Linked DNA regions of Homo sapiens: regions 1, 2, 4, 5, 6 and 7 are each linked to region 3. The links are chromatin loops, found by intact Hi-C in ENCODE. Cell type or tissue: HCT116. All regions are shown on one strand. Each heading gives the region's core, and the rest is flanking DNA. Links, peaks and the distances in the headings are about the cores only.

Region 1 (4,333 bases), core at 134-4,133, 550 kb before region 3:
AAATAAATAATAGAACAAATATTTTCGGCGTCAAAGACCAGCAATTTCTGTCGCCCAGGCTGGAGTGCAGTGGCGTGATCTCCCCTCACTGCAAGCTCCGCCTTCTGGGTTCACGCCATTCTCCTGCCTCAGCCTCCCGAGTAGTTGGGACTACAGGCGCCCGCCACCACGCCCGGCTATTTTTTTTTTTTTGTATTTTTAGTAGAGACGGGGTTTCACCATGTTCGCCAGGATGGTCTCAATCTCCTGACCTCGCGAACCTTCCGCCTCGGCCTCCCAAAGTGCCGGGATTACAGGCATGAGACACTGCGCCTGTCCTAAGACTAGCTATCTTTAGGTTGCAAGGACCACTGAAGCTCAAGCAGAATGAATGGAACATGATCCACATTCTCATGTACACATCCTAGTGAAAGTTCAGCATGTTAAGAACAAAAAGGACGAGCTTAGATGCTGAGAAAGAGAGAGAGAGAGAGAGAATTAAACAAAAAGAAAAAATTAAGCCAAAAAGTGATCAGTTTCACAACCGACTTCTCATCAACAACATGAGAAACGAGAGAAATCCTAAAACATTGTGGAATAAAGACATTTTCATTTACATAAGAACTCAGAAAGTTACTTTTTATCCACTCTTTCTGGTGATAAAATACTTGAGGGTATTGCAGCAAGATCATAAACACATACACACTGAAAAGAAAGACATGAGATTCAAGAAAGAAGTCCAGGATTAATTTTTATTTAATCTCAATCAGACAACAATGTAGTAGTTGGGAAAGCAATCAGTCCAAATAGGACCACTAGATAATTAATATGATTAATTTAAAATATAGATATTATTATAGATATTGTAAATAAGGGATATGTTTCTTTGATAATCAGGAAAAAGGCAACTAGAAACACTAAGATCAATATAAAACTATATTGTAAATTTAAGAGTCAAACATAAAGCAAACTAAAATGTGTGATGCTTCAAAGTATTAAAGCAAAGAAAAAAATCACTCTGAATATATTGCTTGGATCATTCTCTTTTAACATTAAAGTATTAGTGACAAATAATTCTATTTTCTTTCCATCTTGGTCCAGATAGCATACTTGGTCTAGCACTTACTAATATTGATATGTTCAAATATTTTAAAAATTGTTTATTAGTTTCCATGTACAGATCAACCTATAGACAAAAAAAAAATCATTATAGTAGGTGATAAAATGTAATTACATTGTGAACCTGGACAAGGTAAAAGTAATTGTAGAGCTGCCATATTTGACTGTGGAAAGTGTTACATGAACAAAAGACGGTGGGTGATAATTTTCTCATTCTATCACATGAGAGAAGAAATTACCACAATTTGATAGAATAAAAAATAAAAGTTGAAGTATATTATTTAAAGTAACTAAGTGAATAAATAAATGAATAAAACCACAATAATAATATTTAGAATTATGGAGCTAACGATGAGAATAACAGAAATCAGAAAAGGTTAAAAATGATTACCACTGGGGAAGGGCATTAGGAAGTGAATGACCTTTTTTTTTGTTAACTCTTTGCATCTTTTTGAAATTTTTATCATGTGCATGAGTTAGTTTTGAAATGATAATAATAATATTAAAATATGAAATGGCCCCGCTCAAGGAAGGAGGGACATGACATTTATTGAGCCTCTGATATGCTGGAAATACACACATCATCTTGGCTTACTCATCATGAAATGCATACAACGTGATTATTATCTTAGCCTGCTTTTTCTCGTTGATACAATTTAGATGATACACTGTTCAATAATTGATAGTGCTAAAGCCAGGGTTTGATGGCAGCCTCGCCATGTGCCCTTTCCACAGCTGTGCAAGCCTTCCTCAGTGCGGACCTCCACACCAACCAATGTGCTGAAGCTAAAGAGACTCAAGTTCTAAACCTTTCTATATGATATATGCCTTTGAGCACTTTGTGCGTCACCTCAATTTTCTTTTCTTTTTTGTGTGTGAAATGAATGAATGTGAACAGACAAATGTCTAGGACTTTGTATTTCTTAAATGTAATCTGTTATATATACACACACATGGAAAATTACATGCTTTAGAATTAGACTTACTAGTTTTGGAACTTTGGGCGGGCCACTTCACTTCTCTGAGCCTGTTTCTTCATCTACAAAGGAAAGTCAGTAATTTCACTCTAATTTCTTCATTATTATTTTCATTTTGCTTTTTTTGTGTGGCCAGTTGGGGGCATTGTCTCCCTTGGCATCGGTCAGCCAATAATTTGTAGTTGTGCAATGCCTGGCATCTGGAAGGAGGACGTAAGAGGCTGTTTGTTACCAAGCTTCTAATTCAAGAGCAGAGCATCCCCTCCTAGGTGAAAGGATTGTAATACAAACTGTTCATTTAACTTCTTAGTCAAACAGAAAGAAAGACTGTCCTTCCGAGAAAATAATGATTTCATAGTTGCATGAGGTCAAAATAAAAATAATGCAATAACTGGTCTCAAATTGACAAAGGAACCAAATTGGTGATCTTCTCTCATAGATAGAAAATCATAGACTGGGCATGGTGGCTCACACCTGTAATCCCAGCACTTTGGGAGGCCGAGGTGGGTGGATCACTTGAGGTCAGGAGTTCGAAACCAGCCTGGCCAACATGCAAAACTCCATACTAAAAATACAAAAATTAGCTGGGCGTGGTGGCGTGCATCTATAATTCCTGCTACTCAAGAAGCTAAGGCACAAGAATTGCTTGAACCCAAGAGGCAAAGTTTGCAGTGAACTGAGATTGCACTACTGCACTCCAGCCTGGGTGACAGAGTGAGACTCTGTCTCAAAAAAAAGAAGAAAGAAAGAAAAGGAAAGGAAAGGAAAAGAAGAGAAGAGAAAAGAAAAAAGAAAAGAAAAGAAAAGAAAAAAAGAAAAGAAAAAGAATCTTCAGAGATGTAATTTCAATTGTGCTAAAGGTCCCAGGACTTAAGGAGGTCTGGGCTGCCTGCTCTAGGTATGGCAACATACAGAAGTCCCTGAGAATGCAGCCTCCCTGACAATTGTATTTCCTCCTAAAATTGTCATTTGGATTTGTGTACAAATGTCTCAAGGCCTTCTTCTTTTCTCTCTTCTCTTAGGCTCAGATCTGACCCAAAAAAAGAGGGGGATTTAATTAGATTTTGTAGGTTAAAGCTCTCTACACCAAAAACTTAGATAAGAATAGCAAAAGAACAATTGGTCCCTCACTGCATTTCTCAATGAAAGTGTAGAAGAAGACATGTTGGAGGTGTTTTATAACAGCATCAAATAAGCTAATTTCACCCGGTCTCAAATTTATAGATTGCTGTCCAGACTTCCAAAGCTGTGGCTAATGAAGCCGAATGATCAAAAGGATGCTTAAATGATTAATGTGACTTTTCTCTTACACTAACATAAGTCCTCTACCTGAGATATTTGGAGTTGATGTTGTACATAACATTTGGAATAATGAACAAGCTTTGGATGTATATGGAAGTTTCTTAGTCAAACTCAGAGGCAATATATAGAAATACTTACTGAATTACATGCCTACAAGATGACAGAATTTGAAGGGACTTTGAGATCATCTGATCACATTGGCTCATTTTAAAGATGGTTAAACTAAGGTTAAAGTAAGTGACATAGTTTTCCCAGGTCCACAAATTTTGTTTGTGTTGTAAAAGGGCCCAATTAATTCACTTATTCATCTATTTATTAAAGTAAGAGATATTTATTGAGCACCTACTTAGTCCTAGTCATAATGTCAGGCCATTGCAAAGCAGATAGGGATATGAGATAGTCTTCCACCTTCCAAGAGCTTCTGGTCTGAAGGGGAGGCAGGCCTGTTTCATTTCCAGCACAACCTAATGACGTCTAATAGAGAGACGACAGCCAAGTGTTCTAGAGCACAGCAGAGAACTCTAATTCTTCTGAGGGGCTGGGAAAGTCCTCATAAAGAACATCCTATTTGAGTGTGATCATGCCAGATAAGATGGAGGGGAGAAAAGAAACATTTCAGGTGGAAGAAACAATATCATCGGTATTTTTATAGTTCAAAGCAATCATAAAGTGTCAGTCACCCAGGTGGGATCCTGGGTAGCATTCCTATCCAGGTAGGAGAAGGGGCCTAGATTCGAAAACTTCTAGATTAAAAGCACATCGTGTCTCAAAAAAAAGAAAAAAGAAAAGAAAGGAAATGTGGAGATGAAAAACTTGGGTGTGAGCCAGTGCATATTTACAGTGACTTCAGCACATGACAAGGAAATCAGAGCAGATCTTGAAGGTAACGAGAAGAGGCCATTTCAGGAGATCTAACATTTGTAGGAAATTTTTCTCCAGATATGAGCTCTGTCTGT
Region 2 (4,333 bases), core at 159-4,158, 280 kb before region 3:
ACCTTAAAAGTTTGTTGGCCAGACACAGTGGCTCACACCTGTAATCCCAGCACTTTGGGAGGCTGAGACAGGAAGATTGTTTCATCCCAGGAGTTTGAAACCAGCTTGGGCAACATAGTGAGACTCCATCTCTTCAAAAAATAAAAAAATTAGCTGGCCGGGCGCGGTGGCTCACACCTGTAATCCCAGCACTTTGGGAGGCCAAGGCCGGTGGATCACGAGGTCAGGAGAATGAGACCAGCCTGGCTAACACGGTGAAACCCCGTTTCTACTAAGAATACAAAAAAAATTAGCCGGGCGTGGTGGCAGGCACCTGTAGTCCCAGCTACTCAGGAGGCTGAGGCAGGAGAACGGCATGAACCCAGGAGGCGAAGCTTGCAGTGAGCCGAGATCGCACCACTGCACTCCAGCCTGGGCGACACAGCGAGACTCCGTCTCAAAAAAAACAAAAAAGAAAAAAAAAATTAGCTGAGTATGGTGGCACAAACCTGTAGTCCCACCTACTCAGGAGGCTGAGGTGGGAGGATAACTTGAGCCTGGGAGATCAAGGCTGCAGGGAGCTGTGATGGCACCACTGCACTCCATTCTGGGTGACAGGGCAAGACCTCGTCTCAAAAAAAAAATAAAAATGGAAAAAGAAGAAAGTCTGCTGCAAGCCACCCTGCATCCTGTCAGGCAGTGACAGGCTTAGCACAGTACCTGGCAGGCGGGATCCTCAACATTTGTTGGTCACTATTATTACTGTCATCTTTGTTATTATTTATTTTATTTTATTTTTATTTTTGAGACAGAGTCTTGCTCTGTCACCCAGGCTGGAGCACAGTGTTGCAATCTCAGCTCACTGCAACCTCCACCTCCTGGGTTCAAGCAATTCTCCTGCCTCAGCCTCCCAAGTAGCTGGGACTACAGGTGCCAGTCACCACGCCTGGCTAATTTTTTTTTTTTTTTTTTTTTTTTGTATTTTTAGTAGAGACAGGGTTTCAGTATGTGTGCCAGGCTGGTCTTGAACTCCTGACCTCACGATCTGCCCGCCCCGGCCTCCCAAAGTGCTGGGATTACAGGCATGAACCACCACACCCAGCCATCTTTGTTATTATTGAGCACCTAACTCACAGGGCTGATACGAAATACCCATAAGAGAAAAGGGCTTATCTGGAAAGTGTTATCTAAAGATGCAGTCTTAGCCCATAGATGCCCCCACCAGCAGGCCAGTTGGCACCTGGGTACTGGGCAAGCCCCACAGACCCATGGCCCTCCTGGGCGGTGGTTGAGTTACAGAAGACAGGCAGCAAAGACACTGCGGCCTAGGGGCATGACTCCCGGTGAAAGCACAAGTGATGCTTGTCGGGACATTAACAAGCTGCTGCTTGTTCTGTGTAGCGGGCATTGAGCCTCTGGACAGGGAAGAGAAGGCAGTGCCCATGACTTGCCATGCCCTGAACTTAGATGATCTCGTTTACTCCTCACAACAAACCTGTGAGAAAGTGTCAGTATCCCCATCTTACCAATGGGGAAGCTTAGGCCCAGAGAGGGCAAGCAATTTGCTCACAATCACACAGCTGGTATGGATTTAAACTCCCACCTTAGCCTTAGCGTGCCTCCAGGACCCCTGCAATTCCCTCTTACCCTGAACATGGTCCTGGGGGACCCCATCTTAGCATGTGCAAAACCGAACAGGGTGAGAGCCCTGCCACACTTGACCTTGCATTTAGTAATAACAATGAGGGGGGAGGGAGAAGGGGGGAGGGGGAGGAACAGAAGGAGGAGGGAGAACATTACCAACATTTAGCACTCACCGGTCCTGGTACTTGCTCAGGACTTTAATTGAGCAAGTAAAGGACCCATCCCCGCACCACCACCACCCCAAGAGGATCTTGGGTCTGAGGAGCTGACCGATCCCCTCATTCAATCCTCACAGCCCTACCGAGAAGCACTCTCATTATCCCTCCCGTACAGGTGAGGAAACAGAGGCTCAGAGACGTTAAGTAACTTTCCCCAGATTTAGCATCTAGCTGAGGAGCAAAGCTGGATTTGAGCCAATGTCTGCCTGACACTACAGAGCTCCAGCTTTTATCCACTCCTACCTCTGAACTGCCTAAGGAAAAGGCCAAATGCACCAGTATACTCTAGAGAGAAAACTTGATGGGGGCAAATCAGGGAAGACTAGTAAATGTATGGCAGGAGGACAGCCTGAAGAGGGCGCAGGGCTCCCCGAGGTTCCCTGCTGGCTGGGCTGCTGGTGAATAGATGGAGAAAGCTGTGGGCCAATATGGCCTAGACGAATCCAGGGACTCTGGAGAAAGCCCTAGGCCACTTCAGATCCTTTATATACCCACTGAGTTCCTCACACAAGCACCATGAATTACAACTCTGTGAAGTGCAAGTTGTGACTATTCCATGTTAAAGATGAGGACCAGAATTACTTAAATGACTTACTCAAGGTCAGGCAGAGATAGTTGCTCTCTCTCCTCTGTTCCCAAAGCTCCTTGTGTACATTTCTATCATTCTTTTCTTTTCTTTTCTTTTTTCTTTCTTTTTTTTTTTTGAATCAGAATCTCAGCTCTGTCACCCAGGCTGGAGTGCAGTGGCACCCTCACTGCAGCCTCGAACTCCTGCCTCAGACTCCCAAGTAGCTGGGACTACAGGCATGTGCCACCATGCTTGGCTGATTTTTTAAATTTTTTTTGTAGAGATGGGCGTCTGGTTTTGTTGCCCAGGATGGTCTCAAACTGCTAGCCTCAAGCCATCCTCCCACCTCAGCCTCCCAAGTCACTGAGATTACGGGCATGAGTCACTGCACCTGCCTGGTTTCATACTTTTTTTTTCTTTTTTTTTGACATGGAGTTTTGCTCTTGTTGCCCAGGCTGGAGTGCAATGGGGCGATCTCGGCTCACTGCAACCTCTGCCTCCCAGGTTCAAGCAATTCTCCTGTCTCAGCCTCCCGAGTAGCTGGGATTACAGGCACATGCCTCCAAGCCTGGCTAATTTTTGTATTTTTAGCAGAGACGGGGTTTCATCATATTGGTTGGTCTCGAACTCCTGACCTCAGGTGATCTGCCTGCTTCGGCCTCCCAAAGTGCTGGGACTACAGGCATGAACCACCGCCTGGCCCTGGTTTCATACTTCGTTGTCTGTTTTCTCTAGAAGACTGTGAGCCCCTCAAGAAGGAGGCCAGTATCTTTGTCATCGCTGAGTTCTCACCTCTGAACACAACGCTAGAAACATAGTAGATAAGTAAATGAAGGAATGGAGTGAAAATTGAACTCTGATCCTCCCTCTTCTGTCCTCCCTCCCTCCCCTTGACCAAGGTATCAAACATGCAGGTTTCACTCCCAGAAGAATTACTGCTTTCGTGGTACAGGCACCACTGTTAATAAAAGGTATCTAGTGTTCAGGAGAGTTCTGCCTTCTCGTTTTACATGTGGGGCAACGGGGACTTGGAGAGAGGAAAGGAGTTGCTCAAAAGCTAGTGGTCCAGCTGGATTATGGAGACATCTCTGACCCTGCCACACTACTTGTGTGACCCTGTATCAATGGCCTACCTTCTCTGTGTCTTGGTAGCTCCCCCTATAAAATGGGCTCGACCTTCCTCACTGCAGCAGTAGGGAAGTGTCATTGAGGTCCTTTTGGAGCAGAACCATGCCGATTTCCTGGAGTCAGCTAACTCTGGGCAGAGCCCACCCTTCTGGGTCCCAGGGACTCCATCTGTGTGTATTACCCTCATTTCTCTTTGGCACTGAGAAGCTGGGACTGTCTCAGGGCATGGAGGCCTCTGAGCTCCTTGGTAGAAGAAAGATGAAGCATGCCCAGCTCTCCTGGTGTATTTCTTTCCTTGAAATTCAAATAATGCTATTTCCCCCCCTCCTTTTCCTCCAAGGTGACTTGGTGATTGGACTGTGGATATGGATTTTCTATGATGTTTAAGATTTACCATAAAAATCTACATGAATTGGAGATACTATTATTAGACTAAAAGCAAAGAGGCTCATTTCTTTCTGTCAGAGGGAGCGAGATCAGAGGCTTTTCTGCTCTCTAGGTTAAAAGGTACACCTTCCCAGAAAGATGAGAGCCAGTGACGGTTCCAACAAACGTGTCCTATGAATTTACTAAAAAACAAATTATCCATCTTGAAGGAATGAAGGGATCATTTGAATGCACTCCTGCTTCTGAGGCTGGAGAAATTTTTCCTGCCTCGTGTCTGTGCACCGTCGTCTCTGATGGGGCAGCCTCTGTCTGTGAGATCAGAATTAATTAAACTGTGCTTAGTTCACGCTTTTCGTGCCGTTAGAGTCGGAGAGCTGTTTGAAATAGGATTCCTGCTGATGAATGGGTC
Region 3 (4,317 bases), core at 1-4,000:
GGTGTGGGGCCGGCTGCTCAGGGGAAGCCCCAGGCTCTCCGACCCAGCTACCGGGAATGGTATTTGGAGTACCTTCTACCCCCTTTGTAAAAATGCAACCTCAGGAGTGCAAATGATAGCAGGGGATTTAGAAAACTTTGCAAATAAAAAAAAGCCTTTCTCTAGACAGAGACCAACAACAGACACCCATATCCACAAATCCTTCCCCTCCCCAAATTTGAGCAAACGCCCCTCGGCATTCACCCGCTGCAGGGATACTCCTGCCAATAGCTTAATTGGAAGCTCTCTAAGCCCACCCCTGCTCTTCCAAACCCACGACAACGTCCTCTTCCAGGGAGGGAGAGGCTGAGCCCCTGTTCCCGGGAATGGCAGGGGCGCCCGCGCGAGGAGGGTCGCCGGGAGAGCCGCCTCTCCTCCAAGCTGGAGCAGCCGTGACCCAGATTGCGACCGCGGCGGCCTCGCCCTGCCTAATCCCCCCCTCTTCTTCCTCCAGGGGCACCCTTTGGAGAAGAACCCCAGCCTGGGGTGGGGACGCACCGGCTCTCCGACAGCTCAAACACAGACAGATCTTCTAGAGCCGAGGGAATTTCTTTTCGCAGAAGCCATTACTCCCCCCGGTAAGGGCTGCAAAAGGATTAGGGCGGGTCTCCTCTAGCCAGGATGCCTTCGGGGCTGGAACTGGCTTTTCTGGGAAAACCCAGAGATGGTTTTGTTTCGGAAGCAGAAACAGTCCCCCGGGCATATTAGGGCGCCCGGTGCGCACGTCGCAATCCCGTCCAGGGCTTGCCTTGCCCCGGCGCTCGTCGCTTCCCTGGGCGCCGGGCGGTTTGCAAGCCCTGCTCCTTACCTCCCGCCGACTGCAGGGGATCCGGAGGCGATTCTGCGCGGGTGTCTCCGGGTGGGCCGGGGGGGCGGGGGTGTCCTCGGATGGCTACAGTCTGTGCGCGCTTGCGCCTGGCTAGCGCTTGCTCGGCTCCAACACAGTTCCCAGGAGCCCCCCGCATCCACCCAGCGCGTCCAGACAGATGACTGTCACAGCCTGCGCTTTGAAGCTCGGGGGATATTATTAACTGAAAAATCTGACACACCCGGGGGGCGGGGAGAGAAGGGGGCTGTGGCGCAGACAAGGGGGAGGGAGAAAGGAGAGGAAAGCGGCTTTACCCCGCCCTCCTGATTTCCATAAAAATCAGGGGAGGCGCCAAGGCTTTCGCGCCAAAAGCCACTTGCTTTTCTTTGCAGAGAGAAGGCTGCAAAGCTGGGAAGCCCAGGGTGTGCTCCTCCCGCCCTTTTGGACCCCCGGGCTTGCACCGGCTGCACTCTGAGAACCAGCTGCGCGCGGAGCGGTGCAATGCAGCACCCACCCTGCGAGCCTGGCAATTGCTTGTCATTAAAAGAAAAAAAAATTACGGAGGGCTCCGGGGGTGTGTGTTGGGGAGGGGAGACCGATGCTTCTAACCCAGCCCCCGCTTTGACTGCGTGTTGTGCAGCTGAGCGCGAGGCCAACGTTGAGCAAGGCCTTGCAGGGAGGTTGCTCCTGTGTAATTACGAAAGAAGGCTAGTCCGAAGGTGCAAAATAGCAGGGAGAGGACGCGCCCCCTTAGGAACAAGACCTCTGGATGTTTCCAGTTTCAAATTGAAAGAAGAGGGGCGCCCCCCTTGTTTGAAAATAAATAAATAAATAAGTGCGAGCTACGAGGGTGGCGCCGCGGTGGTTTCTTCGGCCGAAGGCGACACCTCGCGGAGACTGAGCAGAAAGCGGAGCTGCCCGGCCTTGGCGCGGACCTGGAGTGCGGCCACTCCGCAGGTCTCCCGCCGCCCCCGCGGGACTGTCCACGCGTCCTCACCACTGCGGAGGAGGAGGCGGCCTGGCTCTGCTTCCTAGGGGGAATGGGCGTACGTTCCCTGCAGCCGTCCCCAGGGCTCCCAAGTTAACCTTTTCAAAGCCACCATTCTCCCCAGTTATGGGCAGGCGAATCTGATTTACCGAGATGGAAGTGCTGTCCACACCTCCTGAGACCCAGCCTCGGCTCAAACAGCTTGATTCCAAACTGTTGAAGGGAAAAAGGAAAGCTGCTGTCACTACTTCGTTTCTTTGTGCCTCAGTTTCCTCAATTGTGAAATGGAGTTCGTAGTGCCTCCTACCTGAGAGTTATGAAAGCTCTTATAAGTCCCCAGCCCATAATAGTTGTGTCAGCTATTATTATGATGATGACCACGACATGCTATTCTTCTGGGGAAAATAACACCCCTCTGTCCAGCAGCAGCATTGGCCCCTTCCCTTCCCGCCACCATCAAATCCTGGCTTTACTTCACTCTGGTCTAGCTTTTCTTACAGGTGTATTTGTTTGCAGGGGGTCAGACATTATTGCCCCTGCCCTCCAAACTCTCCAAAAACAACCCTGATCTCCTGGACAGCCCCCTTCACAACCAAATACACAGTGAGGTGGGATTTTGCCTTGAAAAACATTCCTTAGGCTTGTTTGGAGAGAGGGGAACCTGGCCCTGGGATTGGGGTGGGAAGGCTTCCCCGCCTCTCCCTACTTTTTTCTCCAAACTGGAAATGCCATTCTCCATCGCCCCCACCTCTTCACCTCACCATTGGATCTAGTTAAGGAGGAGGATGCTGAGGGTCAGGGGGCAACCCATAAAATGCTCACAGATTAGCATTTGTGAAGGCCTTTCCAGCCCTGACCCTGGACGCCTACAGAGCTCTAGGGAGAAAGATTCCCAGAGTTCTAGGAAGAGGCCCATGAATGCGGATGAGCAGCCCTTCCAAGCACCTTTATTATTGTTATTTCCCTCACAAATGTAAAAGCCTTCATCTTTGCAAAAGCCTTTTACAGCCCCACTTCTGCTTTTCCCTAGCCCCCTAATCGCCACCAAGCCCTCCTGCTGAATTCTCGCCTAGCATCCTGTCCTTTCCTGTCCAGCACTCACCTCCATTTGTAATGATCCATGCCTGGGAGTATTTGTTTAGTGCTCACTTCCGTGACACTGTGGAAGACAGGCTCAGTCTCCCTCACTAACCTGTGACCTGGGTCAGTTTTGCTCCAGAGGGAATCCTTACGGCACAGCAGTGTACCTGTATATAGTAAGTACTCATGGTATTATTCAAGACCAAGATCACTGAATGAGTCCTTCTAAGGTGGCCAGATCTTCTGTGGCAAGACTGTGAAAATAGGCCAGGATGGGTTCAGTTGCTCCGATTCAAAGTCCTACCTTTGTCCTTTCTCCTCAGATGAATGACCATCACTAGGTCATTCACCCTTTGTCGAGGGACAAGGTGTAGCAGAAAAGGGGGACAGAGGGACAGGAGACCTGGTTACTCTACATGCCTTTGAGCAAATCATTTATACTTCCTGGACCTCAATCTCTAATCTCCTGCTTTTAATGCAAGCCAGTAATTACTGACAAGTCTGAATCTGAAGGTTAACAGAATGATAAAATTCAACAAATATTTATTGGTTACCTTCATTTGTAAGTAGAAAGATAAAAGACTTTGTACATGGAGAAAACATGCTAATGCTGATTCTTAGTCTGCTTATAGAGAAGCCTGAAAATCCCTCTTAAAAATGTTGAAATACTTCAACTATGTGAACACACACAAAACAAATCTTCATATGGTTTCAAAGCCAAGGTTTTGTTCAGTACTGCCATGGTTTGAATGTGTCCTCCAAAAAAAAACACGTTGGAAGTTTAACCCCCAGTGCAACAGTGTTGGAGGGGAGGTCCCCAAATGCCAGTGGGACCTAGACCCCAGCCAGTGTCCAGGCTCTTGACACCATCAAGAGAATGAATTCAAAGACCAGTTGGAAAATAGTGAAAGTACGATTTATTGCAAAGGGAAAAGTACACACTCAAGAAAAGGGAATATGGGTGTACTCGAGAGACTCACACGAAAGGGGGTTTGGGGTTGCTACCTTTACGGGTTTCTTTAACCAAGAGGCAGAATATTCATGATCATTCCTAGAAAAAGAAGGAGATTTCTCAGAACTGTGACACCACCTATTTTTAAACCAAATATGGGTGTTCTCGGAAGTGTCATGATGCTAGTGGGGTGTGTGATTTAGTATGTTAATGAGCGTATAATGAGGTCCTAGGAGAAACCTAGGTCAAATCCAGTGCCATGCTGGGTTCAGTGGGTCTTAGCCAGCTTGGTCTACACTCTGTTTTTCACGGTCTTAGCCCATGGCCTCTGCAGCCATTTCAACAGTTTCCTTTTGCTAGTCATGTGAAATTGCTGCCCAAAATCTTCTATTATTCTGCAGCCACCTTATATTATTCCTGTCTCAGGACCTAATGTGAGGTGTTTAGGTC
Region 4 (4,333 bases), core at 266-4,265, 300 kb after region 3:
CAGAGAGTGGGAAAAAAAGTCATACAGCAGTTTTTAAAAATTAAGAGCTGCAGGCTGGACACAGTGGCTCACACCTGTAATCCCAACACTTTGAGAGGCCAAGGCAGGAGAATCGCTTGAGCTCCCAGGAGTTTGAGACCAGCCTAGACAACATAGAGAGACCCTGTCTCTACCAAAAATTTTAAAAGTTAGTCTGGGTGTGGTGGCGTGCACCTGTAGTCCTAGCTACTTGGGAGGCTGAGGTGGGAGGGTCACTTGAGCCCAGGAAGTCCAGGCTGCAATAAGCCACGATCGCACCACTGCACTCCGGTCTGAGCAACAGAGTGAGACGCCATCTCAAAAAAAAAAGAAAAAGAAAAAGAAAAACGAAAAAATTTAAAAGCTGCATCATAAAGTATAAGGACGAGACAAAGGGTGATGTACTAGAGGCCTTCCTGGAGAGAGAGCAACAGAGCAGAAATACAGGCTCTGGGGCCTGAAAAACTCAACCTAGGGCCAGGCGTGGTGGTCCACACCTGTAATCCCAATACTTTGGGAAGCTGAGGAGGATGGATCGCCTGAGGTCAGGAGTTCGAGACCAGCCTGGCCAACACAGTGAAACCCCATCTCCACTAAAAATACAAAAAAGTTAGCTGGGCATGGTGGCACATGACTGTAATCCCAGCTACTCGGGAGGCTGAGGCAGGAGAATAGCTTGAACCCGGGAAGCGGAGGTTGCAGTGAGCCAAGATCATGCCATTGCACTTTAGCCTGGGCAACAAGAGCAAAACTCTGTCTCAAAAACAAACAAACAAACAGACAACAAAAAAAACCTCAACCTGGGGTACTTAGACTTCACTATTCTGGGCCTTGGATTCCTTATCTGCAAAAAATGATAGCATTGGCTCTTACATGAGGCAAAATACAAAATAGCTGGCTCATGGCTGGTATTCAAAAGCATGATGTTCTCATGCCCCCACAAGAGAGGTGGCAGTGACTCAGGTCCCTAAGGATGGGTGGAATTTTGACAGGCAAGAGAAGGCAGGACTTTGAGCAGCCTTCTTTGAGGCAGGTCTTTAAGCAGCAGGACTGAGCAGGGAGTAGTGGACAAGTGCCTGGATTCTAATTCTGGCTCCACTGCTTCCTAGTCACATGATCTTCAGCAAATCACTAATTTCTTGGTGCATCAGTTTCCTTATCTATGAAAATGGGAACACCAGTAAAATTTGTCTTCTGGGGTTGGTGTGAGGATTGAGTTAGGATGGGTAAACACTTAGAACAGTACCTGATATAGTGAAGGGTCATAAATTTTATCCATTGTTATATATGGAGGGGAATAAGGAGTCCAGATTTGATATGATTTGAGGAGTATGGGAAATAGGACTAGGAAGGTTGGGACTAGATTTTAGAGGGCCCTAAGTGCCCAAATTAGTCTGGACTTAAACACAATCAAGGCCCATCACAGGCTCTTGAATGGGGGTTGACATGGATTAATAACAACTCTTAAATGGTAAAGGCCAAATGGGCTCCTGTCATAGGTATAAATTATACCAGAAGAGGCTGCTCTTGAACAGTGACTAAGCCTTCTCCTGCTCCCACCCAAGAAGCTATTCTTTGGAGAAAAGCAGAAGGCAGAAGGACAGATCAGGTCTGGCTGTTTTTCCACTTAGTATCTCTTAATCCAAAATCCCAAATCTCCCTGTTTGGCTAGCAGGGACATTGTGGAAGACTATCACTTGGGGTGTCCAATCATCACTTATGGTTTTCAAATAAGTAGCCATGAGCTACTATTTGAAGTCATGAGGTTCATTATTTGGTCTGTCTAAGCCCACACATCCTGCCCTCACCCCCACCCAAACCCAACCCCAAGCAGGCAAAGTCAGTTGAAGACCATTCCACAAATCTCCAACATGCTCTTGAAGGGCAACGCCGTAATGCCTAGGATCCACTGTGTAAGTGGCAGAAAGACTAGCAGGCAGCAGTGACTTGTTGACATGATACTTCACCTGATTTCATTCAATCTGGGCTTTCAGAGACAGGCAGAATCAAAGGAAATGACTGAGAAAAAGCATTCCGAGTTCTGGAGATGTTAATGAGCATAGCAATTAGCATAAAGGCAATTTTGACATGTGTGGAAGTTCTTTGTACATAGAAGTCCCCAGTGCTGAGCCCAGGAGCAAGCTGGTGTGGTGGATGTGCAAGTGCTTTGTGACAGGAGAACACACTGGAGCACAAACTGCACGGGGCCAACTCACAGAAAAATAAAACCCTCATGCTCATTTCTTGGCCTTCAGGATCCAGAAAAAAAGACCACAGCCTCTGTCAAATGTAATGGGAAATAATTCCTTTGAATCTGTGATTTGCTCAGATGAAAAAAAAAGGGAGTCGGGTAATCCTTAAGTGACCCCAAGTGGTAAAAATACACCAGCACAGTGTTCTTTGTGGGTATTCCTGTGACACTGGCGCCACCTGGTGCACTCAACTGGGAAATAATGAATCACAACCCCATGAAGGCTGGCGTTGAGGGGCCCCATGCATTTGCGTTATTTTGTAAGTAAGTATTCTCTTGGTGCTGGGTTAACAACAGTGGGAAAATGAATAATAATTTATGGGCAGAAGCACACGATAGAGTTTATTACAACCAATAGAATTAACATCAATATTTTAAGTGAACAGAATTTTATGATATGGGTATAAGCAAGCCAATGTCTCCAAATTGCTAGCCTTTAAGAGCCAAACAAAATACCTCAAGCTTTCAGCCTGTGTGTCTGTAAGTTAGCCAATTCTCTCCCCAATGCACCTAAGGATTCTTGAGAATGCTTACAAAGCCTGATTGCCACTAAGCCTGATTGTCACTCTTCTGAGCTTTAGACTACTACTCCAGAGAAGTTGCTTGTCCCCTCTTACCATTAGGGACCAATTTCCCACAGAACAGGATCCTAATCAGTTCCCACACCCTGTTCCTAGCATTACTTTGTCTAAACACAGAAGAGCTTTCTCTTTCATACGCAAGTCATACTGACAGACCTACTTGCCGACCTAGGTAGCAAACATCTGAAGGTATTAAGAGAATCACAATGTAGAAAAGGAAAATCAAAACTCATTATCAAACAACATTGCTCCAATATTCAACTGACCCTGTCCCTACCGGCCTCTCCTCTCTCTCGACTCCTGTTCTGATCAGGATTTTCTATCTCAGAGTGTCTTCCCCGAGACTCTAATCCACCACAAAAAACTGGAAACCCTTCACACCCAATTATTGCCCTGCAGAGAAACATCCTCTGGCTGCCTCTTCAAAGTCCTACTTTGGCAGCAGCAAATATTTATCCTTAAATTGGGATTCAATTCAAGGAAACACAAAACTAGCAACCAATCACAGTCTTTTCTGGTGAACAGAATGAGTTACCCAGCTGGAGAACAAGATGTGAGGTAAAGTATTGGGTTAAACCAGTGATTTTTAGAGTATAAACTGGTCCTATCTAAAGCAATGGCAATGTTTTAAATAAAAACAAAGTAGCAACGTCTAAAACAGAGAAAAGGCCAAATGGGTTTTGAAAAATTGAAGCATCCTTAAAAAGACTTGCCTCAATCCCCAAAGTGACTATTTTGAAGGGAATTAAACTCACTTGGCTACAGGTGAGTAGCCTCTGAGTAGACTACGGGTGGTGAATAATCTTATCAGTTTCTTGAAAAATTACATATGTTACAATTTCTATCAAAGTGTTTCTCTACAATAATCCCCACTACATAATATTTCAACAAGGGCTCCAGCTTGAGTCTGACTATATGTAACCTTAAGACACATTGGCTTGGATGGGTGCAAAGGACACAAGGATTTGCAATAGGACCAAGAAACATCTAGGGTCAGACTCAGTTTAAGGCAGCTGCTCCCAAGCCTGGCAGCACATTAACATCACTGAGGCCATCTAGGCCCCACTCCAGAGCAATTAAATCAGAATTTCTGGAGGTGAAGTGCAGACACCGGTATTTTCTTTTAAAGTATCCTAGGGGACCTTAATGTGCAGCTGGGGTTAAGAACCACTAAGCTAAGGAAACAGAACTCAAGGTGGACATCTTGGGTCCAAAGGCAGTGAACTAGGAGACATGATTCTAACACAGCAAGCATCTGTCTTTCAGACGTCATTTTAGATCTTAACCAAATCCTCAAGTAAAAGATTGCAGTGAGAATAAAAGCTCTAAGAGTTGTTTCTCTGTAACAGTGTGTCTTGAATTGTGGTTCAAGGTCCATCTGCATGAACACAATTATTTCAGGAATTTGTTAAAATGCAGATTCCTGGTTCCCACCTTATATCTAATGATCTCTGCATGTGATTTAGCTCTAGAAGTCAGTAAC
Region 5 (4,333 bases), core at 91-4,090, 670 kb before region 3:
GTTCACTGGGAGTTTCTCCCTCTCCTCCACCTCGAGCTACAGCCCCTTTCTGCAGGAAACCCTCCCAGACTATTCTAGTCCAGATGAGGCACCTCCTCTTTTAGACTCCTTTCCCCAAACACTTTGCCTTTACCCAGATCACAGTCCTCACTAGAGTCTTCCTCCCCATTATAGTTGTCTTTGAATGCAGATTCTCATCCTTACTGGTCCTTACTGCAAGAGCCATGTTTTATTTAGCCCTATTCTCTAAAAAGAGCAATGCTCATGTATTTATTTCTTTGACTGGTTACCAGATTTATTTATTTATTTTTTGAGATGGCGTCTCTCTCTGTCACCAGGCTGGAGTGCAGTGGTGCAATCTCGGCTCACTGCAACCTCCACCTCCTGGGTTCAGGCAATTCTCCTGCCTCAGCCTCCCAAGTAGCTGGGACTACAGGCACATGCCACCACACCCAGCTATTTTTTTTTTTTTGTATTTTTAGTAGAGACAGGGTTTCACCATGTTGTGAAGGATGGTCTTGATCTCTTAACCTTGTGATCTGCCCGCCTCAGCCTCCCAAAGTGCTGGGATTACAGGCGTGAGCCACGGCCCCCGGCCTAGTCACCAGATTTCAATGCTGTATTAAGAACTGTGCTAGATACAGGGGATGGATTGATGATTAACACCTGTCCTCAAGAAGTTCAACAGATAGGTGTAAATATTACATTTTTGATAGAAATATATGCAAGATATACAGGATATATATATATATATATATATATATATATATATATATATGTTGGGACTAAAAGAAGTCAATCCTATTTTTGAGGCAAGTGCCAAGGATGATGAGGGGTGATGGATAGAGGGAGGATCAGCAGAATTGAATAAAATGGGAAGTGAAATGTGGGTAGTTAGGTAACTAAGCAGAGCCTATACAGTTTTGCCAACTCTACAGAAATTTTGGTTATGCTTGTAATTTCTAGGAACTTTACAGAAGTTTATCATGTGTTCCAACTACATGGGGCAGTACACATAGGCTGCCGAAGCCTTGGGATTTTTGAGTCTCAACTTTATCATCTGTACCTGAACAGGACTGGGCCACTGGGCTGGATCAGGGACACTTCTCCCTGTTCCAGCATTCTAGGATTTTATACAATGAGAATGTCAACAATTCACAAAAATGTATTCAGGCAACCTAATGCCAAACCATGTGCTAATAAGTTAATTAGAAATGAGACACAATTTGCTATGAGTTTCCACAGCCCTCTTGCCCTGACCAGAGGCCACAGGCCATGTCTTAAGCCATTTTCTGTTTCCCAAAAACATCTAATAATAGTGCAGGAGTATTCGACAAAATAACATAGTGGCTTAGACTGTGAGTTTTCTGGTATGATGGGCTGTGTTTAAATTCCAGTTCTGCTGGTGATTAACTGAGTTACCCTAGGCAAGTTACTCACTTGCTTCAGTGTTCTCGTTTCTAAAAGGGAGATGGTAGTAGCACAGAATCTTGAGTTTGCTTTTGGCATTAAAGATGACACTATATGTATTTAGCACAATGCCTAGCACAGAATATATGCACAGTCTGTGGAAGTTATTATTATTATTCATCTTACTAAGTAAGCAGTAAGTACTCAATTGCATTTTTTGTTGGCTGTAAATCAGTACATATTGGCAATATGCTCTGTCTGCCAAAATCCCTGAGTACCATCTTGGGTTACCTCAGTAGAGGTTTAGTGTCCAGATGGAAGCGAGATGCAGTCCTTCTGGGCAGACCACACTCAGAGGCCTGGAAACCGTTCTGGATACTACACAGTAGTAGATTCTCTGACCAGTAAGAGTGTGTGAATAAAATATCAGGTTGATCTGAGAACCTCTTTTCCCCTGTAATATGGAGGAAGAAGCATACGTTTTGTTTTAGGAGGAGAAGTGACAGGGGAGTCATGGAAGATGTCCTTATTTATTCCACATATATGTATGGCATTCCTTCTATGTGTCAGGCCCTATTCTAGGAGTTGAGGGCACATAAATAAATGATGATATATACTTAAAAGAAAAGCAGAGTTACTGGGGAGTGGGAGTAAAATAGTATTTTGGACAAAACTGTTAGGTTGAACTCCACTGAAAAATAAATCCCGAATGAATATACAAAGAAAATCTATGCAGATTGTGGAAAAACATTCCAGGCAGAAGGACTAGCAAGTGCAAGGGTCCCGTGGTAGAAACATGTGGTCTCCAGCTAGAAGCTGAGGTCTGAGGAGGGGTGAGATGACATGCCCAGGGTCTTCTGGCTAATCCATGTTACAATTGAGATGTTGATATTTAATGTCAGACTTTTCAGACAAAAAAGCTCATGCCTATTGTACTGTACTCTTTAGACAAGGGAGGGAGAGAAGAGCCTGGGGCCCCAGGGGTCCCCCTTGTGTGCTTTATCCCCGGTATCCCTGGCCCGCAGTTCCAGAGATGACCAGCAGAGGGTACCATGCACCGGGTTTCCGCAGCCACTGCCTGAAGCCATGTTGAATGAGCAAATGTCTGCAGCCGCCTCTGTGAGATCTAAATGTCTCCTTGGCAGGAAATCCGCGAGGAGCACGGCGGGGTTGTGCAAACAGCCTTACAATGTCCGCTTGTGTGTGTGCACTCGCCTTCGCCTGCATCGCCCACAATGCTCTGTGTTTTTTTTTGGATAATGGGGCTCTGTGGACCCATGTGCCTTGTCATGCAAAGGGAGTGACCTGCGTTTGTCATAAATGGGCTCTTGTATGATTAATAGCCATGTGAATGATCCCATCGCAGCAGCAGTTCAGGACCCAGCTTCACCTCTTCACTGACGTGGTGGTCTGAGTCGGCTTTCTTCTCCAGCTCCAAAGCAACAGTGCAGGATTTATTGCTAAAAGGGCAATGACTTGTTTGCGCTGTGGTTGCAATTTTTGAAATGCAAGGCAGGGGGCGCAGATACTTATTTGTTAGGACCTACTGCATGCCAGATGCTACACTAAGAACTTCTACCTGCATTATCTTACTTACTTAGTAACAATACTAAAAAGGGAATATTTTGATTTGCATTTTACTAACAAGGGAAACTCAGATTCAAAAGAGTCCAATGACTCTCCCAACGTCTCCAAAGCTCATGCTGTTTCCATGAAATGATTCCCTTTCCTTTTTAGAGTAGCTTAGTCCGTGGTCCACACTACAAAACGCCGTCCTCATTCCACTTGGCCATCTATAAACTGAAATTTGCGATCTTAAAATAGATGAGGGATTCCCTCGTTTCTGGGCTTCCGTGTATTTATTTTACCTCCTGAAAGTGTATCAGTCTGCATGTGTGCATTTTTCTGAGAAAGCCAGTTTTCATTAGATTTTCAAAGTAGTCTCTGGTCCTAAAACAAAAGGGCTAATCACCCAAAAGTGTTTATATTTGGGGAAATGCTTATTTTTCTCAGACCCGTTTCTCTCACCAATGACTGTTTTCTCTGCTCAGTCTGTGTGGGTGATGTCTTTGTTGTTGTTGCTGGGTAGTGACTACTTATCCAGTCCTTCCCATCCATCTCAGTGGCCATAAATGAATAATGCGATGTGTGGGACCCTGCTTGGTGGTTGGGCGGGGAGGAGTGAGGAGGAGTGGTTGAAATGGCTAAAACACTGACAGCCAGTCAGAGATAGCCCCTGCAAGAATCCACAACAGCAAAGGTGCTTACTTATGCCTGGGGTTTGGGGAGGAGGTTACTGGGAGAAACGATAGGCCGTCTTTAGGCGTTCAAGGCAAAAGGAACAGTATGAGCAAGAAAACAGAGGCAAGGACCGGGCACTCTGGCTCACACCTGTAATCCCAGCACTTTGGGAGGCCTAGGCAGGTGGATTACTTGAGGCCAAGAGTGCAAGACCAGCCTGACCAAGATGGTGAAACCCTGTCTCTACTAAAAATACGAAAATTAGCCAGGTGTGGTGGCACACACCTGTAATCCCACCTGCTTGGGAGGCTAAGGCAGGAGAATCGCTTGAACCCGGGAACCTGGGAGGCAGAGGTTGCAGTGAGCCAAGATAGTGCCATTGCACTCCAGCCTAGATGACAGAGCAGACTCCATCTAAAAAAAAGAAAAAAGGCAGAAGCAAGGAGGCAGGAGCCCTTCCACTGTCATATTCTGGTGTGGCTTATGTACAGAGTGATCAGAGTAGCTTCAGCAGAGGGGCGGAATCTTGAAAGAGAGCTCTAAGCCAGGCTTATAGCCTTGCATACCAAGTAAAAAATTTACCCAGCTTTATTTGACAGCCAGCTTAGCAGGCGTTTATGCTAACCATGGCTAACTTCGTCGACTCAGCTAACTCTGTATTCTATTTGCTCCCTGGATTCTG
Region 6 (4,333 bases), core at 121-4,120, 830 kb before region 3:
CAGTTCCCTGTGGCTTTGGGCTGAAGATCTTAGTTCCTTGCTGGCTGTTGGCTGAAGCTTGCCTTCAGTTCTTTGGCAGGTGGAATGCTCCAATATGGTGGTGTTTCATCAAAGAATCCAAGCTAAGAAGGCTCAGCAAGATACAGAGTCCTAGAAAGACAAGGTCAAGGTGATTTGTAACATAATCATGGAATTTGCATCCCATTACATTTGCCTTATTCTGCTTCTTAGAAGCAAATCACTAGGTTCAGCTTACACTCAAGGGAAAGGAGTCACATGAAGAGTAATGAGTATATGTAACCCTCACAAATACCAACAAGCATGAGTACCATGAGTATGTTTGGGGGCTGTCTGAGGATGTGTCAAACACAAAAACGACCCTAGTGAGATGAATCTCCTCACATTATGCTGATAAAATTATAAGTGCATACAACTCTTTTGGAAAGCTACTTGACAATATGTGTCCAAATAGCAAATGTGAGTATTTTATCATCCAAATATTCTAACACCAGGATTATCTTAACGAAAGAGTCAGACATGCACAGTAAAAATTTAAGGACGGAGATCTTCATTAGGGCCTGATTTGGAGAAATTAAGAAAAGGAAGCCACATAGCTGACTTCTGCTAAGGTAGTAAGTAAGTAAAACAGTGTATTAATTTGGGGATGTTAAATCGTAATTGAAAATGAACTTTATTCACTTGATGATATATCTTAGAGAAGATTACACAGCAGAACATACAAGCCTTCCTCAGTCTTATTAAATACCTCAGTGTTGTTAATATCTATACAGTCAAATGTTAATTTGACTGTTGTTAACAGTGTTGGGTTAAGTAATTATGTAATATGTATACAGTCCAACTGTTAATTTTGACTGAATAATTTCATACTTAAGTGTTGGGTTAAGTCACTATGTAATATCTATACAGTCAAATCAATAATTGGAATGTATAGATGTTATGTAATGACTTAACCCAACACTTAAATAATGAAATATTTCTGTCATTCCCAGTCTTCAGCTTTTACAAACATCCTTGTAAGTTTTCTGTGGAGTATAAATCTCTAATTGGGGAAAATATTGGGGCAAAGTTATGTATTTTGAGTAGTATAACCACATTGAGTGTATGATAATATCACACACATTCACATAGAGTAGGGTGAGGGCATGCATCTAATGTGTGATGGCAAGTTGAGACCGTGTTTCCTTCCCAGCTCACCCAGATTCCTGAAGGAAGACTGAAGGAAAAACAACAATCCCCTTATGCAATGCTTTGCCCCAGCTGTAGGTGGAAGGAGGGACCTGGGACAGGGGATCACAATGTCACGTGAGCAACTTAGTTTCTTATTCAAGAAAATAAAAATATATTTTACTTCTATATTATTTCATGACTACAAAAGGACCTGCTAGGTTTATTAACAAAACTTACAAAGGAGAGATAATTTATCTAAAACGAAAAGTTAAAAAGCATATTTATTATCCCTTTTTGAAGGGAGGCTATGCTGGAGGATGCAAACGGAACAGAACAGGCAAAAGTCACCCATGGAATGTGGGTGTTTCTGCACACACAAAGGGAAGGGGGCGTGTCGTTGATGCCTAGATTTTTTTGTGAGACACGCCGTCTGCTGACGCACAGTGGGCCATTAAGTGTTAAGAAAAGGCTCACAGGAGAAAGATGTAGCCTTCTAGGTAGGAATGGACAACAATGAATCATCAAGATCCCAGTGGTGCCCAAGCAGTGTGGGAGATGGTTGCTTTAGGGTTCTGGAGCCTGCATAGAAGGCAGAAAGAGTAGGTAGGTGTGGGGGACCACTTTGTGAGGTCAGGGGAATGCTGACACTGTGTAACCAGGTGGGAAGCATACTGACAATTCACACCAATCTCTCCAGGGAATCCTAGATGCCAAGGGAGCTACACAAGCCAGCCCTGAAACAAGTGAACCTGCAAGCCAACCCCCAACTCCACCCCCACCCCAATTCCACATCTACCCACCAGCTGCCTTGGCTCCTCTAACAAACAGGAGAAGACTGCAAATGCCCCTTACCTCCTCCTTTAGCCTGCTGACCAAAGCAAAAGCACAGGGAGGGCCAGGAGAGGGATACAGAGAGCAGGCCTGTCCCTCTACACTCACATGCACTTGTGTTTGCAATCAACAATTCTGGAAGAATAAAAAAGAAACTGGCATTACTGAATGGGCAGGACTCACTGAAATAGGTGGATGGAGAGTTATTTTTTTCTCTCCAATGTTACAAAAGCTTTTCTGGTCACACTCACAGAAAGAAGTGTCCTCAGCTCACTTTTGCACATGAAAGCAATCTCATTTTGATTATTAAAAAGGTCACCTAAAGTATTAATGAAAACCTCAAATTCTTAACCACGTTCAATATGTCCTTGTGTCTCTGTGCAGGCCTCACCCAGACTTAGAAGCCTTGATTGAGTGAGTAAGGGCTATGATAGGGGTACGCGCACACACACACACACACACTTACATACACATACATTTATGTGCATGTGTATATGTTTGTATGCATAAAGGACCATAACAGATGTATGTGGAGATACACAGATACAGATATAGATGCATGTATGTGGATTTTTGTTTAGTTTTATTTACTTTTCCAGACTTCCGCCTCTCACAGGCTGCTATTTCAGGCCCCACTAGGGTTGGAAGCCCTGGAAAGGAGCGAGGAGGCAGGAAAAGTCTTACCAGGCTGTGACCTGGCACTGAGCCCTCTAGCCTTGGCAAACATCTCTCCCTCTTTGGTGGATGTTTTGTGGGTTTCTCAGAGAGTCTTTTACTGAGGACCTCTACCCGTATCTCTCTTGACATGACAGAGGCCTCTATTCCCTAGACATTGCACAACCCGCCACTGTGCTGGATCCCACTGAGGCAGAATAGGGTGTGGAGGCCGGGAACCTAAGGGCACGCTGACTTCCTGTAACTCAATCAAAACGAAAACCCCAACTTTCCATACCTAAGTAACAAAAGAACTGGAGGCTACTCCCTTTGCACCCCCCTGCCCCCTTTTTCTGATTGGAAAAAGGGGGTTGCTGTCTGCAACCAATCAAACATTTGCATTGGAGGGTAACTTTGTAATTTCAGCCTCTGATTAGTTACTTTCCACAACCAACTATTTCCACAACTGACCCGTTGCAGAAAGCAATCAATCAGACTGATTGTGGGCCACTACTTCATTTACATAGGATGTATACCAAGTAACCAATGGGAAACCTCTATAGCATATTTAAACCCCCAAAATTCTGTAAAGGGGCTCTTGAGCCCCTGTGCTCGGGCCAGCTCCTATCCTGTGGAGTGTGCTTTCGTTTTCTATAAAGTTCTGCTTTTGTTACTTCATTCTTCCCTTGCTTTGTTTGTGTGTATTGTGCAATTCCTTGTTCAAAATGCCAAGAATGTGGACACCTTCTACTGGTAACACCACCACCCCTACCTCCTCCACCAGACAGTCTCCCTGCACATAGCTCTTCCAAGGGACTCCAGCTTCTCCATCCCATGAGTCCACTGGTCCTTGGAAAGGTCTCTCATCTGTGCCCCAGCAGGTGGGAGAGCAGTTTGCTCCCTGGACAGCCCTGGCTTTCTCGCTCCTCCTGCTTCAGGCACAGACTGTAACCTTTGCTCTTACGTTTCTCAGGAATGTTTCAGACCATAGTCCCCTCTGTCCTTCAAACTTCAGGGAATGCAAATAAAGCTTTTCAAGTAGCCCTGAAGCCAAAGCCTCTCACTTAAGGTGAGAGACAATCACTTCTTTGCCTCTTGTTGGGACAAGCAGGGAGGTTGATATTGACAACATTCTGACCCCTCTCTTCAACTCCCAGCTTGCCCAACTCAACTCTTCCAGGCTGGAGGTTGGGGTTGGTCTGTCTTGGCAGAATCAGTTTCACAATCTATTTGCATGCCCTGCACGGGAGAGTTCACACCTGGCTTTAGGCGGGAGGCACTCTGCTACTATGGTACTGCTCTCAGCTTAGGGCCTGTGCTAAAATGGACAAAACCCCTATTTTAGCATCCTATTCACCATTAGTACCTTATTCACAATAACTTTCAAGGAAGACTGGGGGTCTAGACTGAGAGTGAAATATACTTTACACTGTATTATGTGCTATTAGATTTTTTTTAAAATCCATTTATCTTTCAATAAAACAAAGAAAAATTAGTTTCATAAAGAATAAACTTTATTTAACAAGGGAAAATGCTTTGGATACAACTGTACTTTTTAAACTTTATTTTAAAACAGAAAAATTTTGAAAAAGTAAATGTAAAAAAATTTTAATATACATACAACTATTTGCTAGGTAAAAACAAATACATAAAATACTAG
Region 7 (4,333 bases), core at 184-4,183, 340 kb before region 3:
GAACACAGTGCCTGTACCCACAGAATCCCAAGTGATTTACCAACAGTTTCCTGCCAATTCCCACAAGGCTGAGGCCTGGCGGCTGAGTATCACCCTGCCGGCCTCGTTCGATGAAACCCTTCTAATTCAGAGCATACGCACACAGGTGTGTCTGTGCAGGTACACACATTTGCCTTGTGGCATAGAACAAACACGGACCACCCGACTAGGTGAAGGTTAAAAAAATGTACAATTTGGAATGTGTTTACATTTTTCTTTTGATTGCTGATAATTCCTTCCTTTTAGCTGATATATGGGCCTTAATTAGTGGCTCTCTGTATGGGATCACAGCCATCCCATTGGTTCTGTCTACCTTCCCTGCACTTCCCCAGCCTGCTCCAGGCCCAGGCACCTGTATGTGTGCTCACCCACCCCATCCACAGCAGCAAAGTTTCACTGCAGCCTTGGACATCCTTCCAACAACCCTGCAAGCATGCAGAGCTCATGGGGTTGGGATGGCATGGGGCACCTGCACATCTTGGCCCTGTCCCACTCCAATGCATGATGCTGCCCAAACTGACAAACTCATTAGGAGCAAGACAAGTTACTTGGCTTATCAGGGAAGAGGCAGAGTGTGAATGAAAACCCCTATCATTTAACTCCTAGTGTTCTAGAATAATGGGATAGAATGAAGCTCAGAAATCTTGAAACTCTTCATTTCTACCCTCTCCTTGCGAAAGAAGAAACTATGCTTGGAAGATAAAAGACACTCAGTTGCTGAAGAACACCTAGAGCAGTGCATTCATAATTTGGAATCTGGTCTCCTATCTGCCAGGTCAGAGTTCCTACAGCAAACATTCCCAAGTCAATACAATGTGTACTTCCAGAAATTTAAAGCCACACAAGGCCTGGCCTGTTTGGGGACAGTTGGGTTTCTCCAGGATAGAGACAAGCCTAAACTCTGTCCTCCTAGGTAGTGAGCTGACAGGTCCTGGTAGAAGATCCCCCGCAGCCCTCCATCCTCTCTATCCCCACAGCTGAACCCTCAGACCGTCATGAGTGTTGGGCAGATGAGAGCAACTTTGAGAAATCTGCTCAGGAGCCATGACCCATAGAGACAAAGACACATGCTCAGGGAGGCCCTCCACATTTCTCTCATGGGGGAAAAAGCCCTAAACACACCCCTTCTTTTTCTTGCTTTCTTTTCCACACAAAATAAAGCCCCCCCCCAAAAAAAAATCCAAAAACTCTAAGAGCCTCTGAAACTTGGCTGCCCATACATTTTTCTGAAGCCTGCTTCTTCACCTCAAAACAAAAGCAAAAGGGAAAGAAAAACCAGGCCGAGGACCTTGTCTACTTCTGCCCTTGCTTCCTGATGGAGCAAATCCCTCATGAATTATGCACTTTCAGCTGCTGCCACCCCAGGCCATCCAGGCTCTGCCAAGGTAGCCAGCTCCTCCCCGGCTCCTGGTGTGATCTCAGCCCCAGGAAGGGCATCGGCACTGTCTTGATGGAAGAATGCCGGGTCCAGCTGCAACTCACCACTGACCCTCCCAGGTGAGCTCTGCAGAGAGATGCCCACAGCCAGGTGTCTGTGCCTGGTCATCGGTTTTCAGCCTAGTTTCTGGAGGAAGAGAGGAACCAAGAATCAGACAGGAGCTAGAGTGGGAGGCGGGGGAAGGAGTAAACCAATCACCAGAAGGTGGTGCTATACTTTAAGACAGACTAGCCAGAAGGGGAGAAGCCTCCGTGAGAAAGATTATAACATTTCAGAGAGGGAGGGTGTCTAAAGATAAAATACAGAGCACTGCAATGCTATGCAATGAAACGAAATGACGTCAGAGCTGAAAAGACTCTAAAATATCATTCTAGAATAATCTCATATCACTGGTGGGAAAACTGAGGCCCAGAGAGACACAGAGGTTTGCCCACCATTGTACAGACCAGAGGAAAAACTCGGTCTGTCGCCTCTTTAGGTTCTCCAAAGGCTGCCTGCTTTTTGGCAAAGCCGAGATTAGAGAATAAAACACGAGGATTGGCTCACAGTAGAGAAACATCAGGTTCAGGAATTGATGCTCCAGTGAGGCAGAAGGAGCCACAGTCCCTTCCCGGGAACAATCCACGGAGGCCTCCCAGAGCAAAGCCGAAACTACCAAAGAGTCAATCCAGTGTCCATCGCCTTGGCAGCATCACTGCTCAGCCTCATGAGTCTCCACAGGATGGCCAAATTAAAACTGCGGGCTATGGCCGGGCGCGGTGGCTCATGCCTGTAATCCCAGCACTTTGGGAGGCTGAGGCGGGTGGATCACGAGGTCAGGAGTTTGAGACCAGCCTGGCCAACATGGTGAAACCCCATCTCTACTTTAAAAATATACAAAAATTAGCTGGGCATGGTGGCACGCACCTGTAGTCCCAGCTGCTCAGGAGGCTGAGGCAGGAGAATCGCTTGAATCTGGGAGGCGGAGGTTGCAGTGAGCAGAGATCACACCACTGCACTCCAGCCTGGGAGACAGAGTAAGACTCTGTCTCAAAAACAAACAAACAAACAAAAAAAAAAAAAAACAAAGCAAAACAAAAACAACCATGGGCTTCACCACTTGCTAGCTGTGGGTATTCCTGTAACATCTCTGAGCCTTGACATCTCCATCAGTAAAATGGCATAAAAATATCTCCCTCTCAGAATCACTTCTGAGAATTAAAGACCCTTGTGCAAAGTGTCTAGCACAATCCTGGCATATGGTAAGTTCCCATGGCAGAACTTTCCCTACCCTTTTTGACTGTGCAAGGAGAAGCCTTCTCCTAAGTATCATGCATGTGGTCTGGAAATGCCAAGTGCTCTGCAGGTGGAAGAACCTGACCTTATGACATGGCTCATCACCAAGGACCCCAATCATAGAAGTTAAAGGATGGGTTGCAGGAGGAGGAGTAAGTATAGGGGCAGAGTTCATCCCACAGAGTCAATGGGGAGAAACTGACATCACTCTCAGGCCTTCCTGCCTGTGAAAAGCTCAGTTGCAAAGAACAAATTCCCTGGCAGAACCACTGAATGCCTACAGACACCTGCACGCACACACAACTAACATACACATGCCCAGATCGGCAAGGAGGGCGTGATATGGTTGCCTAAGTGCTGGGTCAGGAGACCCCAGCTTTCATGGTGGGCTCAGATCCAGCAGGAAACCACACTGTGAACGCCTTCCCACATTCTTTTCAATCACTGACTCTCACTCAGGGTCTGCAGGAGCCAGAAAGCATTATCACCATCCCCTCCATAGACAATAGGCCCAAGCCCTCGAAGGGCTTCCTCAGGACCACATAGCAAGGCAGCCCACTGAGCAGGTGAGTCTGCTGGGAAGTGGACAAGGCCCAGGCCCCGCCTCACTTATCTTCTTGGTTTCTCTTCTCGCCTCCCCATGAGAGGCCTGAGCCTCAGTTCCCTGGCTGAGAGGTGAGAGGGTAAGAGAGGGTGGAAGAACATACCCTGCTTGAGGTTGCAGCCACTCCATGGCCCCCTGGCTGCTGGACCAGTCCAGCCAGTCCCTTGACCTCTGTCTAGGGGAAATAGCCCCAGAATCCCTAAGGGGCCACTAATTTAGAACACATTTTACAGAGACTGAACTTTTGGGGCCATCTTTTAGAACAGCAGTGATGAAGAGACAGATATTACCTACAAGGGTGGGGGGAAACTGACTCCCATCCCTTCACATCCAATACTCAACTATTCATTCATGGGTTTCTGTGCCTCTACCCACACCTGTGCCAGGAATGCTCGCTGAGTGCTCCCTGTCATTACAACTTGCTGATAATGCTGCACCCTCATTCAACATCCAGCCTGGCTCCTATTATGCAGTCAGAGAAATGATCCCTGAGGAGGAGTCTGTCATGTACATCTGTGCTGCTGCAACACGTCACTCACAGTGGGCTGTTTATGGGGGTCATGAAGGGTACAGATGCTGGACTGCTGGGCTCCCACTCTGATTCACCACCTGCTAGCTCGCGTAGCCATAGGCAAGCAATTTCATCCTCCAGGACTTCTGCTTCCTCCATGATTAATTGAGGATAATGGTGGTCTACTTTACAACCCATGTAACATACTGATAGTAGCTAGTTTGTAGCACCTAATAAATTTTAACGAAGATTATCGGTGTTTCTTGTATGCATTCATTTGACATTTGTAGTTTGCCTACTATGTGCAGAAGCCATTGAGATCCTTCAACCTCAGGAACAAGAGCTGTGGCTTCCACACTGGAGGACTGAGGAGGAAACAAGACAGGCCAGTGTAGACACTAAGCAAAGGTGACCCGCTCCTTCTCCCTTATCCCTGTCAGAATGCTTCTCAGACTTTCAGTGCTCC

Evidence for each region. Peaks named below come from ENCODE experiments on the same cell type or tissue, not always from the same donor. Only the 100,000 strongest peaks of a DNase experiment are listed, where the experiment ranks them.
Region 1: a loop joins it to region 3, with 8 times the contacts of the local background. A loop is called at or near these places in 45 of 110 quality-filtered maps.
Region 2: it touches region 3 in a loop (9-fold over the local background); 26 of 110 quality-filtered maps call a loop at or near these places.
Region 4: a loop joins it to region 3, with 7 times the contacts of the local background. A loop is called at or near these places in 67 of 110 quality-filtered maps.
Region 5: it touches region 3 in a loop (10-fold over the local background); 57 of 110 quality-filtered maps call a loop at or near these places.
Region 6: a loop joins it to region 3, with 3 times the contacts of the local background. A loop is called at or near these places in 23 of 110 quality-filtered maps.
Region 7: a loop joins it to region 3, with 9 times the contacts of the local background. A loop is called at or near these places in 69 of 110 quality-filtered maps.

Annotation. Positions count from the first base shown.
Region 1 is chr2:16,485,804-16,490,136 of GRCh38, reverse strand. No RefSeq gene overlaps it. Among named protein-coding and RNA genes, the nearest start is that of CYRIA, 180 kb to the left of the region's middle. In HCT116, for the core only: a CTCF peak has its summit at 2,234 (motif pointing right); a DNase peak (open chromatin) is centred at 2,225.
Region 2 is chr2:16,216,717-16,221,049 of GRCh38, reverse strand. No RefSeq gene overlaps it. Among named protein-coding and RNA genes, the nearest start is that of GACAT3, 170 kb to the right of the region's middle. In HCT116, for the core only: a CTCF peak has its summit at 2,189 (motif pointing right); a DNase peak (open chromatin) is centred at 2,209.
Region 3 is chr2:15,937,274-15,941,590 of GRCh38, reverse strand. MYCN (MYCN proto-oncogene, bHLH transcription factor) reads right to left here and starts at 1,041. Exons shown (of 3, transcript NM_005378.6): 1 at 848-1,041. MYCNOS (MYCN opposite strand) reads left to right here. Exons shown (of 4, transcript NR_110230.2): 1 at 1-59; 2 at 494-617; 3 at 2,866-3,091. RefSeq lists enhancers at 913-1,443, 2,488-3,045. In HCT116, for the core only: a CTCF peak has its summit at 1,756; a DNase peak (open chromatin) is centred at 1,750; H3K4me3 peaks cover 793 bases; H3K27me3 peaks cover 1,347 bases.
Region 4 is chr2:15,635,575-15,639,907 of GRCh38, reverse strand. No RefSeq gene overlaps it. Among named protein-coding and RNA genes, the nearest start is that of DDX1, 46 kb to the right of the region's middle. RefSeq lists a silencer at 3,897-4,097. In HCT116, for the core only: CTCF peaks have their summits at 2,231 and 2,438 (motif pointing left); a DNase peak (open chromatin) is centred at 2,447.
Region 5 is chr2:16,607,343-16,611,675 of GRCh38, reverse strand. All of the region lies in intron 2 of CYRIA (CYFIP related Rac1 interactor A), which reads left to right. Among named protein-coding and RNA genes, the nearest start is that of CYRIA, 56 kb to the left of the region's middle. RefSeq lists a silencer at 2,216-2,635 and enhancers at 2,196-2,695, 2,696-3,197. In HCT116, for the core only: a CTCF peak has its summit at 2,418 (motif pointing right); DNase peaks (open chromatin) are centred at 2,475 and 2,905; H3K4me3 peaks cover 394 bases.
Region 6 is chr2:16,762,833-16,767,165 of GRCh38, reverse strand. No RefSeq gene overlaps it. Among named protein-coding and RNA genes, the nearest start is that of CYRIA, 99 kb to the right of the region's middle. In HCT116, for the core only: no CTCF peak of the experiment used is centred there; no DNase peak of the experiment used is centred there.
Region 7 is chr2:16,279,375-16,283,707 of GRCh38, reverse strand. No RefSeq gene overlaps it. Among named protein-coding and RNA genes, the nearest start is that of GACAT3, 230 kb to the right of the region's middle. In HCT116, for the core only: a CTCF peak has its summit at 1,687 (motif pointing right); a DNase peak (open chromatin) is centred at 1,667.